Regions from separate parts of the Homo sapiens genome. Here region 2 is linked to region 1. The links are chromatin contacts, found by Hi-C or POLR2A ChIA-PET in ENCODE. All regions are on one chromosome and are shown on one strand. The core of a region is the stretch at or near the end of the contact, and the rest is flanking DNA. Distances in the headings are between cores, read along the strand shown. Region 1 has its middle 29 kb from the start of SMIM41-AS1. Region 2 has its middle 20 kb from the start of KRT85.

Evidence for each region. Hi-C counts contacts between places; a loop is a spot of excess contacts on that map. ChIA-PET counts read pairs that join two places held with the same protein, here RNA polymerase II (POLR2A). Pooled maps may share reads with other maps.
Region 2: POLR2A ChIA-PET joins it to region 1 with 10 read pairs in BJ. The contact joins two enhancer-like sites. A Hi-C loop is called at or near these places in 1 of 168 maps with a recorded cell type or tissue (posterior vena cava) and 2 of 50 pooled maps. POLR2A ChIA-PET finds 5 or more read pairs at or near these places in 6 of 52 experiments (AG04450, BJ, H1 and 3 more).

What each region holds. Positions count from the first base shown.
Region 1 is chr12:52,144,054-52,150,850 of GRCh38, reverse strand. No RefSeq gene overlaps it. Among named protein-coding and RNA genes, the nearest start is that of SMIM41-AS1, 29 kb to the right of the region's middle. RefSeq lists enhancers at 318-1,132, 3,192-3,486, 6,031-6,797. Within about 2 kb of position 3,375, at least 28 of the 41 ENCODE cell types and tissues checked have a DNase peak (open chromatin) inside an H3K27ac peak, as active enhancers do.
Region 2 is chr12:52,343,756-52,350,552 of GRCh38, reverse strand. It overlaps the pseudogene KRT89P. Among named protein-coding and RNA genes, the nearest start is that of KRT85, 20 kb to the left of the region's middle. RefSeq lists an enhancer at 2,897-3,396. Within about 2 kb of position 3,737, at least 6 of the 41 ENCODE cell types and tissues checked have a DNase peak (open chromatin) inside an H3K27ac peak, as active enhancers do.

The DNA of each region.
Region 1 (6,797 bases), core at 2,126-4,625:
CTGCAATTTCCATTTGGAAAGTCAGGAAGAGTCAGCTGACCATGGTTCTCAGCATGTGTTTGAAGGGCTGCTGGCCTGGGAAGAGGGTGGAGACCCTGTGTGTCCTTCCCCAGAATGGAGGTTGATGGGAGGTAGGTGTCAGTTCCGTGCCAGAAAGACCTTTCAAAGAATTAGAGCTTCCCACAATGTTTGGTGCCATAATGAGGTAGTGAGTTCCCCATTGTGGAAACTGTTCAAGCTCTTAAATACTTATTGAGCACCAACTAGTGTCAGGCACTGTCGAAGGCACTGGGGACACAGGCTGGCAGGGGACACAGAGAGGATGCGGGGACCGACTAAGATGCAGAATCAAGGCTAGACGGGGGGGAGCAGCAGGCAGTGCTTCCTGGAGAGGAGAGCGTGCGTGAGGTGTGGAAAGCCAGGACAAGCCAGTGGAAGGAGAACAGAGGGCATCCCCAGTGGGGGCTCAGCAAGGAGCCTCACTTTGCCCAAAACCCACAGATAGGGACAAACAGGAGAGAACTAGGGCCCCTGTGGCTCTGACCTCCAACTTACTGTGGCCTGAGCACTGGGCAGTCTGCTCCCTCCAGAGGACAGGGCAAGAAGAGAAGGGGCTTGAAACACAGCAGGAGAGACTGGAGCCAGGCAACAGGGAGAACTTCCTGCTAGGACTTCCTGGATTCCAAACTGGCATGATACTGGGGGATTCCCTGAGCCCCAGGGCTTTCAGGAGGGGGTGCAGCCACAGGAACTTGGAATTGAAGGGCCCTTTGTGCACTTGGCCAGGGGAGCGCAAAAAGCCTCTGAGGGCCACTCCATGCAGGGGAGGCTGGGAACGGGAGAGGGCAGCTGTGCATGGCGGCCATGGTCAAGTGTCTTGCCTTGTTTTCTTCGCACAGCAGAAGTTGCCTTGTCAGTCCTCCTGCAAAACCTCTGTGCAATTGCTATGCTAGGAATGGGAAAGCCAGAAGGCTCCACGGGACAGAGGCAGAGGGAAGGAAGGCCCACAGCAGGGATCCTCCATGAGGTGGAGGCTTGGAACCTGCCCCAACCCTGTGTCCCCTGGCTGGGCCAGAAAGACATGGAATAGGGAGAGCAGGCAGCCTCTGGCCAGGACAGGGGGCAGGAGGAGGGGGCAGGATCCTGGGCTCTAGGCCAATCTGGACTCCACAGTGGGAGGCTGGTCTAGACATTATCCAAGGACGCCCCCAGCTCCAATCTTTCCAGGACCGACAGAGACAAGACAGGCTCCCTTCCTTTACTGTCCTTTCCAGGGCAGAGAGCACCAGCCATGCTGTGAAGCCTCATTTGCCAAAGTGTCCTGTAGATAAGAGTCAAACCGGATAATGCTTAAAAGACACTTTGGAAATGTGGAGTCAGGACTTTTATCTCCAAAGCCAAGTTCCAACGGGCAACAGAAGATGCAAAACACATTGTACCTAAGGCCTGGCCTGGGGGCTTTGGGGACGGTCGGCTTCTAGTTGACAGCTGGAAATGGAGGCATTTCTGGCAGAGAAACAGGTCTAAGGAGGCAGCGCCAGCTTCCTCAGGTCCTGTCTCTACAAGGCCCCATTGCTGTAACTAGCCAAGCCAAGCAGGCTGCCCTGCCTGGAAAACTGACTGACCTGCCCTGGACCCCTGCTTCCCTGGAACAGAGATGGGGAGCCCCATAGGCAAGCTCTGGGTTTGGAGCAAGGGGGCTGAGACTACGCCCTTGGAGACGGGTGCACCCTGGGCCCGTGTTTGTAAGTGGAGGGACACCCAATGGGGTTAAGAAGCCTCAGGAGAATTCAAGGCCCCTTGCACACCCGCTGATTGTATAGAAGAGAAAGTTCAGGCTTAGGAAGGAGGGGTCACCTGGCCAAGGTCACACAGCCCCCAAGCTGACACTCGTGAGGCTGCCTCTTCTGCCTCCCAGGTGGGAGGGCCAGGCTTCCCCATGCCAGGTGCCCCCACCCAAGTCTGGGGCAGGACGGCCGGAGCTCCATGGGGTGAGGGGGTGTGGGGTTGCTGGGCTCGGGCCAGGACTGAGATGCCACAGAAGCTGGTGTTCTGCCAGGGCGGGGCAGGCAGGCCTGGGGGCAGAGGCGGGCCTGGCCTCTCCCCACCTGGCAGAAGGCATTTCTTACCTAATAAGGTGCTTTATTCTCTGCCTCAAACAGCTTCTGACAAAGCAGGGTGGTGCAGGGGGTGGGGCCAGCTCCTGGGGCCACACCCCGCCCGCTCACCCCACTGCACCAGGCTAGGCCTTTCTGGGGGCAGCAGGGTCTGTAGCAGACCCTGGTCTACCTGAGAAAAGCAGGCGAGCTCCAGCTGGCCTCCGAGAACCCAAGCCTGGCCTAGGATGCAGGGCCCCTGTGTGCCCATCCTCACCCTTGTGGGAGGGGGCTGTCCACATGCAGTTCAGGGCCCAGGTTCCCCGAACCTGCACTGCTTTCCCCCAACACCCGGTATAAGCCAAGCTGCCTCTCCTGCCCCATCCCACACACACAGATATGCACACACTTCCTGCGCTGTCCCTGGGGGCAGTGAGGCCTGGATCCCCCAAGTAGGGAGGTCCCCCAGGACCTCCCACTGTTAGCCCAGAGAAAGCAGGTCAGGGCCGCTCCAGGGAGTCCAGCAGAGCCCTGTGTCTTCATCCTCAGAGGCAGTGGAGGGGCCTGGGCGCCAGGCCCCATGCCTGGGAGGGACAGTGACACAACTCCCCATGGGAAGATCTGGCCCCAGGCCCTGTGGGCCCCTGCCTGACTGAGCGAGGGGTGGTGTCGAGGGGGTCCTAGTGGTGAGCTGGACTGAAGTGGAGGAAGGGCCGGGACCAGGCCACACAGAGCACCTGAGGAGGAGCGTCCCAGTGGGACACATGCTAGTCGGGTGACTCTGGACAACTATTAGCAACCCCGGTGTCCGCATCTGTAAAGTGGGAACAATGCACCTTCCTCTCAGAACTGTTTCAAGGATCCAGTGGGTGCACAGTTTGGACAGATGGCACATGGTCACCTGCATATGCCCTTTATCAGGCAGCGGGGGAAGGCTCTGTGTGCCCCTCAGGGTCTCCAGCTGTGCCTGCAGGTCCCCCTCCAGGCCCTAACCAGGGAGTAACCACGAAGAGAAGGAAGGCCTTCTCAGCAAACAGCTGAGTTTGCTCCAGGAGCACAGGGCCCTTAGTCACCAAGGAGCTTCTTGGGAATGTCTCACAGCACCACCGAGGGAAAGGCACCAGTGACGGCACCCACACCAGGGGGGCCCTCCGCTCTCAGGGCGCCGTGTCCTGAGCTCCAGTGTGTGGATCTCTGTGAGTGTGGCGGTGTATGGCTCTGGTGTCCCGCCAGCAGCTCGGCCACACCCGGGTGACTCAGGGCTGCAGCACGCACCCTACCCGGCCAGTGGGAGAACAAAGCCGCCAGCTCAGGGCCTGGGCATCCAGCCTGAGTCACATACAGGCACACCCAGCCCAGCCAGGAGCCCCCACCCCTCCGGACCCACCCCAGCCCAGGGCTCAGGAGCTCCCCCAATCCCTGCCACAGTGAGGAAACCGAAGTAGCCCCTCACACTGACTGGACTTGCCCAGGTGCGACCGGCTGAGATGAGGAGCTGGGCCCAAGGAAGCCTGGAGGTCTCGCTGAGACCAGGAGCAGAAGCCCACAACCAGGCCCCCGACTCCAGCTCAGTGCAGTAGCAGGGGACAGGCCCTGGCACAGGGAGCATCAGGCCTGAGGCCCAGGAGCCCAGCTTCCCCATGGGGCTGGACTCAGAGGGAAACCAAGGCAGAAGGAGAGGACCTCAGTGAGAGCCATGGGCCTGGCTCAGTCTGGGTTGAGGACACACTGTGGACACAGCCCTGACTCCCTGCCCCTCCGTCACTCTCAAATGTGGAGGAATCATGACAAGGTGAGACGGCCAGGCCTTCAGGTGACCGCTCTGCTTAAGACAATGAGGAGCAGCCCAGCCTCCCCGCCTAGACCTGGGAGTGAGGTTTGTGAGGAAAGGGGCCAGGGCTTGCTCTGCTAAGTGCGCCAACACCACCAGCGGCTCAAAGAAGGTGCTAAGGTTCCCAGACAAGGACCCAGAGTGAGGCCGAGGCAGGAGGGCAGGCAGCAGGCAGGGGTGGGGACCCTGGATTCCCCGGCAGGGGGGAACCCCAAACCCCAGGCCCTTTCCAGTGTGAAATGGGGGCCCCTGCTTCAGCTGATACTCCATCCCTGGAGAGTCTGGGGCTCCACTGCAGGATGCCACCTCCTGGAGCCCTGGTCCAAACCCAAAGGGTGGTGGGGTCTGGCCACCAGCTGGGTCTCCAACCAAGGCCATAGCTGAGAGCAACCCTGCAAAAAGGGAGAAAAAGCCCATCAGGGACACCACAGGGCAGAACGAGCAGATCCTCGGACACTCTCAGCAGGCCCCACGCACCTGATCCTACCCCAGAAGCCCTCGCCCTGACCCAGCCTCACCCAACCCCGAGCTGTGCCCGGTGCTAACTGCAAATGGCCCTCACCCTCAGCCCTGAATCCATCCCTTCATCTGACATGGTACTAATCCCAACCCTAACCCCAAATTTGAACTGTGCCCCAAACTCTACTTGCTTCTCTGTGCTCAAGCCCTACTCCATCCTCACAACCCAGCCCTAAACCAATCCCATCCTAAACCCCAGCTCTGACCCTCACCCCTCTCAGATCATCTGTGTGCCCAAAATTCCATTGTCAGCCCAACCACTGCTCCAAAACCTAACCAGCCCTCCAAGCCTTGCCTTCCCAGGCCCTTTCTAATCCTCCTCCCTATTCTATAGCCCAGGAGCACCGCACACCTCTATCGTCTCCAGTAACCCTCCGCTAAGCCCCCCAGCATCCACACTGCCCACAAACCCCACTTGTGCTCAGACTGCCCACACTGCGCCCACACTGGCCCCCTGTCCAGCCATCAGGAGCCTCTGCTGCACCCGACTGTGCACGCCCAGGCTGGGAGCTGACACAGAGGGACAGGGGCTGGGGACATGACGTGTTCCCCACTAAGAACAGCAGACGCCCTCCCAGCACCAGTGGCTTTATGGCAAGACTTGTAGGGGGTCATTCAGACTCAGGCCTCAGCCTGCCTGCCCTGCGGAGGTGGGGGATGGGTCAGAGCAGGCACTTCCGTGCCTTCCCAGCTCAGGGCCCCACTGCACACAGCCCCAAGCCCACTCCTCTCCCCCAGGCCCTGGGAATGCGCACCTTAGGGGAGGGAGTCAAACCCAGGCCCCTGGCATGGGTTCCAATACGCCCAGGGGACTCATCTTCCCCCTCACCCCACACCCCTCGATCCTGCCCCGCCCCCAGAGCACCCCAGTCCCTGCCCTACTCTAAAGGCCCAGCAGGCTGAAATGGAGACCCCCCACTCTCCTAGCCAGACTGGGGCCGGCAGTGGGTGGGGGCGGTGGTGCAGGACCCCTGGCTGGCCTCCCTCGCCTGCCCTCAGGCCCAGGCTGCATTCCCAGAAAGCCCAGGCCTGCCACTCAGGGACACACAAGCTGAGCTCAGCACCCTCCTCTGCTTCCCAGGAAGCTGCTGGGACTCTTCCCTCAGCCTCAGCCTGAAGTCCTCCTGCTGCAGTCACTGTCACAATGCTTCAGGGACCCTCGCAGGCAGGCCCAGGTGCCCCAGACTCACCAGGCCCGCCCAGCCCTCTCTCACCCCCTCAGCCTTCAAGCCAAGGTGGGCTTGGTAGGTCCTTTCCTTGGCCTGCCACTGTCCTGTCAGAAGCCCAGCCCATGGAGCAGGGGCCCCACGCCCCCACCGTAGTGGGCAGGGAAGACCCAGAGAGGTCGCAGTGTGGCACTTATCACTCAATGGAGCTGGAACATAACTCTCACCCTGCAGCAGGCCTCGGCCAGGCCGGGGCTCACCCCCAGAATCCCAGACAGGGGCAAGGGGTGTCTGAGGACAGTGGGAGCTGGGGAGAGGCAGAGGATCCAGGGATGGGTAAAGGCCAGGCCTCTGGGCCAGGGCTTCCCCAGATCTGCGCCAGGAAGTTCTTCTAGTCATCTAACCTCGATTCCCTACGATGCAGTCCAAGAGGAAAAGGAGATTCTCCTCCCAGTGAACCTCTCCCCTCCAGCTGCCATCCAGGCCCAGGCCCCGGCCCCTCTTGCCTGCTGACCACTCGGGCCCCTAGCCCCACCCCAGCTGGTCTCCCTGCCTGGGCCCCGCCCTCCACTACGGGCTCTTCACTAACGGTCAAGGCCCCAACACTCAGCCATCCCACCCAGCAGCCTGACCCCCACAGATCCTCACCACACCAGACCGCTATTGCTGTCAGGAGGTCCCACATCTTCCACCTCCCTGGTTTTGCTAGGCCGCCCATGGCCTGGAGTGCACTCCCTGGTGAAATCTTGTCTTTCCTACAAGGGGAGCGTCCCCTCTCTGAGCCCGGACCACTGTGCTCTGTGGTCTGATGGCCCTTTCCCCGCCCCTACCCCACAGCTTTGTGGTGGGCCTCTGCCACCCTCCAGCCCTCCAGCTTCCTGAGGGCACAGCCTCTCTGGGCGCAGCTCTTGCTGCCTGGCACAGCTGTGACACCTCCATCCCTCCTGCTACTGTGTGGAGGCCAGGCCCTAGGTGCTTCCCACTGTCCCTTCAACAGTCCTGCAACATTGGTGTCCTTCTCCCCATTGTACTTACAAGGACACTGAGGCTACAACCGTTTTAGGGATGAACCAAGGTGAAGAGTGGGGATTACACCTCAAAGCTCGCCCTCCAAAGGAGCCTGCTGAAGATCTGCCTCCAGTGGGTGATGAGGTGGGGAGCCCTGGGGAAGGAGCTGGAGGGCAA
Region 2 (6,797 bases), core at 2,488-4,987, 200 kb before region 1:
AGCCCAGAGACTGGTACATTTTAGGTGAGCCATTAACTGGCTGTGCTCTTGGGCAAGCCCCTTCCCCTCTCTGATGTCAGTTTCCCTATCTGCAAAATGGGGACATGGTTGGAGTCCATGATTTCTAGAGTCTTTCCCAGTTTGAACATTCTCTGCCTGGAATATTTCAGTCCAGCTCTGAGTAGGAACCTGAAGGGACCCTGGAGCCCCTGTCCTCACCGGATCTCCTCACCCTCCAGCAGTTTGCGATAAGTGGCGATCTCCACGTCCAAGCCCAGCTTGGAGTTCATCACCTCCTGGTACTGCTTGAGCATGCAGGCCATGTCCTGCTTGGCCTTCTGCAGGGCGTCCTCCAGCTCAGCCAGCTTGCAGTGGGCATTGCTGAGGGCTGCCTCACCCTGCTGCTCAGACTGGGCCACCGCAGCCTCCAGCTTGCAGCGCTGTGGGGATGGACAGAAGGGAAGGAGTTTAAAAAGGGTGCAGGTTGTGGGGACTCTGGTGGGTCTCCAGTGGCCTTGGTCATCCTATTTTATCTCCATTCAAAACGGTTAATTTTTAAACTTAATACTATTTAAAAGAAATACATATAAATGGAAAATTAACTAGGCAGGGACATGGCCCATTTGGATTTTTTTCCTTCATTTTTGTACACTTTATCATAAAACTGACTTGAGTTTGGCAGGTGAGCCATTAGAGGGAGGAAATGTTAGCACTGAAATAGGAATGATCATTATTAGTGATATTACCTTATACTTGTATATACCGTTGTTCGTTTACAAGGTACTTTCATAGATGTTATCTTATTTGACCTTCAAAGTTATTCTGCAAGCTTGTCACTACAGGCATTATTGTTCCCATTATGCAAATGAAGAAATTAAGACTCCAAAAAGCTGTGACTTGCCCTAAGCTATGCAGTTAATTAGCACCAAGCTCAGGTATTCAAAGGCCACTGTGCAGGGTCTCACTCTTTGGCCTGCTGAGATCATCTTGCTGAAAGAAGCTCCCATGTGCAACAACTCCGGACACACTAACTACAGCCCCTCCCTTCACCCCGCTTAAGAAAGCATATCAGAAGCAAATGAACAAAAGCACTGTTATCACGGGACAACTTCGAATCTTCTCTAATTTCACATCTAAAAAGTAAACCACTCGCATATTTCATTACTCAGGTCTTAACCACAACAAATTACTAATGATACATCCTGTGCAGTGATGAAGAACAGCAACTCAGAAGGCAGAAGACAGAGATTAAGCCAGGCATGTGTGGGAGCACTGTGTTGTGCTGGAGGTAGTATTACAAATCACTGGCGAAAGGATGGATTACATAATCTATTTTCTTATGATATGTAGAAAAATTAATTTAGAACCCTACTCACTGTGTATACAAAAAAAAAAAATAAAGTTCAGATGGATCACAGACCTAAATGCAAGAGGTAAAACTATAAAACTAACGGGGGGAGAAATTTAAGAGGCTACCTCTATTACCTCAATACCTTCTAAGTCTAAACCATTAAAGGAAGAACTTAAGATGGATTTGGGCACATCCAGCTTAAAGATTTGGGCTCAATAAAGGACAAACAGACAAGTGATAGACTGAGAGAAAGTTAATTGCAATATGTGTACTGACAAAGGCTTACAATCCAGATAGAATGGACAAAGGAATACTGCAAATCACTAAGAAAAAAGGAAGGAACCACAATAGAAAAATGGGCAGATATATGAGTAGACAGGTCTTAGAAGGGGAATACAAATAACTAGTAAGTGTATGAGGAAAGATTTGATATCACTACTTAACCAAAGAAATGAAAATTAAAATAACAATTAGGTGCCAGTTTACACCTATCAGATCCACAAGAATTTGGAAGTTTGATAATAGTGGGTGTTGGAACAGGAGCCCTTGCATGCTGATTATAGTAGTGTACTCTGGCACAGTTCAAATACACGCCTCTCCAAATGGTAGCAGTCCCTGAAGATAGGAGGGAAGCAGGAACCAGACAAGAAGTGGCAGGTGTATGGAGCGGGGTCTCGGCGCCCCCCAACCTGCTGCTTGTCGTTCTCCACCTCTGCCGTCAGCCTCTGGATCATGCAGTTCAGCTCGTTGAGCTCATCCTTGGTTCTGCGGAGGTTCTCACCCTGTTGGGTCACTGTGGCCTTCACCTCCTCGCACTGCAGGTTGAGAGGCAAACACGCAGAAACAATGGCTAGAGGCTGCTGTCCCCGACCCAATCAGCCAGCCTACTGTTCCACAGCTCTCCCGCCTTCTGGCCCTGCTCTACCCAGGACCTCAGCGGCAGCCCCTCTAGAGTGCAGGAGTGCGTTTCCCAGGGAAACTCGAGGCTCACAGCTATCCTCCTGTCTCAGTGGGGCTGCCCTGCCCTCCAGACTACCTTGGTTTGGTATCAGGTCTCAGCCTCCACCCGGCTGCAGCTGGCAATATCATCATACTGAGCCTTGATCTAAGCCACAACCAAGTCCATGTTGAGCTCCCAGCTGTTGTCCATCTTCACCACCATGGAGGTGTCAGAGATTTGTGATTGAAGGAGGCAGATTTCCTGTAGAAGACAGCAACCAGTGCCCTCAACTCCAAATCCCCTTCTGATCCTATCTTCTCAGGAAATTAAAAAAAAAAAAAAATATCCCAACTCTGAAATTAGAAAACTACCAGCAAGTCAGGAAAATTTAAAAACTGTAGTTCTAAGAGGAAAAGGCTGGAATTGGGACTGTGGCCTCAAAGCAATGAGTAACGTGGAATTCTACTAATACAGGGATCAACAGAGCTGGATTTATGTGTATGCCGTCACCCCGGCTCACCCCGCCTTGGGGCCTGAATAATCCAGATCAGCTATAGCTCTATGCACAAATCTAATCAACCAGATTGTGGCCAGAGGGAGAGGCCTGGATTATCTGCTTGGGTTTTTACACTACCTAAATTAATAAATTAATTGTCAGATCTCCACTTCATGACATGGGAATTAACCACTTTCTTTCAAATCATCTTAAAGGAAGGGCATCACCCAGTTCCACCCGAACAAGAGAAAAATCCCCTCTGGTCACATAAGGAAAAATATCCAGGCCTAGGAGAGTCAAGAATGTACAGCTTTCCTAGAACCCAGGAACCAGGACAGGCCACACTCCAAGGAAACCCTCCCCTGTCTCCTCTCTCACTTGCTCTTCCAGAGATGGGGAGAGATTTACCTCCCCGTAGAGGGACTGCAGGAAGACTGACTCCTCCTTCAGCGGCTCACGTTGGCCTCCAGGTCCGTCTCGTGCAGATAGGTGTAGCCTACATCCTGGTGGAGATAGACACAAGAGGATGTGGAGTGACCTTTGTCCCCCTCGCTGTGCCCCTGAGCCTCGGCTCTCCTCAGCGGGCCCTGAGGCCACCTCCTGGCCCACCTCTCTGCCTCTGGCCTGACCCTGCCCAGCCACCCTTCACTTACAAGTCTAACCTAGACTTCTGATCTTCACCTTCAGGGACCCCCTAGAAGGGACAGAGCCTTTGTTGTCTGCCAGTGACGTTACCTCCCATTGCATAAATGAGACCACTTGGGGAAATGAAGTGGAGAGCCGAGGACCTTGCCAAAGAAGGAAGCCTCATACCACGGCCCAGAACGTCAGGCTGCTGCCTCCCAGCCAGACTGACCCACAGAGTACAAGCATGCGACAGTCACAGAGCCTCTCTGTAGGTTGTCCTCAGAGCCCAGGCCAGGAAACCACCAGCACTCAAATAGCTGACTCTCCTGCCTGAGACCAAGGCCAAGCCTCTATTGGCAGATCTGTCACCAGCCTTCACTCCACCCTGTGATACTCACAAATAAGGAGGCTGGCAAGCAAGCACATTACTTGTTAAAGAACATTCACATGCACTTTCACTCAGCAACATGAAACAAAAGGGAAACCATTCACAGTTTTATTCCCCAGGGCTTTTCCATCATCACCAATTGCACTGAATGATGGTCACACTTTGAAATCATTAACAAGCTGAGAACCAACCCCTAGTCTTGGATAACAGGGGGAGGCAATGCCCGCAAAAAACCAAGACGGAATTAAAATTGAACATTTCAGCCAATCCAGTAGTTTAAAAAAAGTCAAGCAGGAGCATGGTGAGGTTTTCTTTTTATGAAGGCTCTATCGGCACTGTCTGGATTCCTGCATGGGCTCTATGATGGCTTCTGCAACCAAACTAACCCACCTTCTTGTGCCAGGGGCTCCAGTACCTTACCACCAACAATTGGGCTAATGGGAACCTGACAGGGCCCACAGCATCAGAGCGTCCGGTGTCCAGGATTTAATTCTTCCCATGTGAGAACAGTTACTCACCTTCTTCAGCATCATGAACTCATTCTCAGCTGTGGCCCTGAGGGCCAGCTCTTCTTCATACCTGAGGAGAAACAACCCAGGTGGAAAGGCCCCTGGGACTGAGGACCTGGCCAGGCCAGAGCCCAGGTGTGCCAAACTCCCTGGTTTTCTCCTTTCTCTGTGCCTTTGGAGAAGAGGTTTTGCCTCTCTGGACTTCTATTTCCCAGCCACAAAGAACCCATTGGAAGGACACTGGACTTGAAGTCCAGGTCCCTGGTATCTGGTCCCAGCTTAACTGAAGTTGCTGCAAAACCTGAAGCAAGACATTTAATCTCTTTGTGTCTTGGTCTAAATCACCTGAAGTGCAGTGAGTCACTCAATAAATATTTGTGGAACTATTTAAAAACAGACAGATATTCCACAGAGCCTTTAAATTCTACACTGTACAAAACACAAAGCTCTATGAAGCCACCCCCATGAGGTTTTATTCCCCCTGCCCCAATATCCAAGGACTTGAATTCCTAGAAGCAACCCCTTCTTCAAGCCATTCCCCCACCCTCCTCCAGCAGCCCAGCCCTCTTCCTCCTGCCTGTGAGATTGTAGCCCAGGAGCAGCCCTGCCCCCACAAAGAAGACCAGAGTTCCCAGAGCCCAGAGCATGGTTTTCATAACTTTATTATTATTTTGTTTTTTGAAACGGAGTTTCGCTCTTGTTGCCCAGGCTGGAGTGCAGTGGCGTGATCTCGGCTCACTGCAACCTCCACCTCCCGGGTTCAAGCGATTCTCCTGCCTCAGCCTCCTGAGTAGCTGGGATTACAGGCGCCCACCACCACACCCAGCTAAATTTTTTTTGTATTATTAGTAGAGACGCGGTTTCACCATGTTGGCCAGGCTGGCCTTGAACTCCTGACCTCAGGTGATCCACCCACCTCGGCCTCCCAGAGTGCTGGGATTACAGGCATGAGCCACTGCGCCCGGCCTGTTTTCATAACTTTTGAATTCCATGGTCATTTGGGGCTACAGTAAGCACTCAGCTCTATAATTACCAGCCCGCACACCCCCAGAGTGGGAGACAGACCTTGACGCCTGCACACTGAGGATTGTGTCTACATTTGCTTCACCCCAAGGGACATGAGGACCCACTGCTGGGTCCAGCCAGATGGTAAAACCTGAACTTCCAAGAATCCCAAGCAGGGTTGGAATTACCAGGATTGATTGAGGTCAAAATCACCCTTCACTCTGTCTGTATCTACAAGGTAAGTACAGTGACCCGGTGAGTTTAGACTAGGTAATGAACAAGCTAAATAACTCAGGAAAACCCAAATTTACATTGGTATTTGAATTGTGGAGCCCTGCAGAACGATAACCTGATGGTTTATCTGCAGAATAAATAAAGGAAGAATCCAAGTTCATCAGATACTTGGAATGGCTTCAGCCAATTCATTTTCAGATACCTCTCCAGGGCCTTTCCCTTTCCCCCCGTCCTAGCTCTGACTGCTCCGGGCTCCTCCTCTCCAGCCCTGCTGTCCTTGCTCCTCCTGTTTCATTTGTTCCTATCTCTTCATCTCTGCATCAGTCTGTACCCTGAATGTGTGTCCCATCCCTCCCAGACAGGGAACTCTTCTCTAAATCTTTTCCCAGCCCCCAGCACAGGGGTGTAAGAACTAGGAGCTGACACGAGATAAAGCAGACGGTAAAGCAGAAGTGTCTGATAGCTTGTCAGGGCAACCCTGGCCTTCAGCAGTCTCAGCTTCTGGAGGAGTTGTGTGATCTCAGCTAAGACTGACTCCACTGCCTAGAACCATCCCAGCCCTGTCATGCTCACTTCTTCTTGTAGCCCTCCAGCGCCTCCTGCGTGCAGTTGAGCTCTGAGGCCAGCCTGCCACTGTCGGCCTCCACGCACTCAGCCTCCCGCCGCAGAGTCGCCATGTAGCCCTGCAACAGGGGCTCCAGGTTGCTCTCGCAGCACTCGCGGTTCTGGTAGAACTGCAGCTTGGTCTCCAGCAGTTTGTTCTGCTGCTCCAGGAAGCGCACCTGCCATTCAGGAAGGAGGAAAGAGACTGAGGGGAAAGCCTGAGAGCAGGTTTTGCCTGGTCCCCCAGAGCTCTTTCTGCCATTGAGGATGGCCCCCGCCCTGCAGCAGCCTGTGACCTTCCCCAGGAGGCCAAATTATTGGCAAAGTCTGAAAGTGCAGGTCACAAGTAGTCCCCAAGTAACTTCTCTCCACCCACCCCCCTTCCCAGAAAGAGCACACTATTTATAAACGTTCGTTTATTCTACACAGAATGAAATTAACATCCTGCAGAAATATTTCATACTATGCATACTAGGCAAATAATGATCCCCCCAAAGGTGCCTGCACTAGAGGGATTTGAAACATGAGAAGGACTCAACCCGCTATTATGGCTTTGAAGATGGAGGAAGAGGGGGCCACAAGCCAAGGAATGTGGATAGCCTCTGGAAGCTGAGAACAACCTCTGGCAGCCAGCCAGCAAGAGA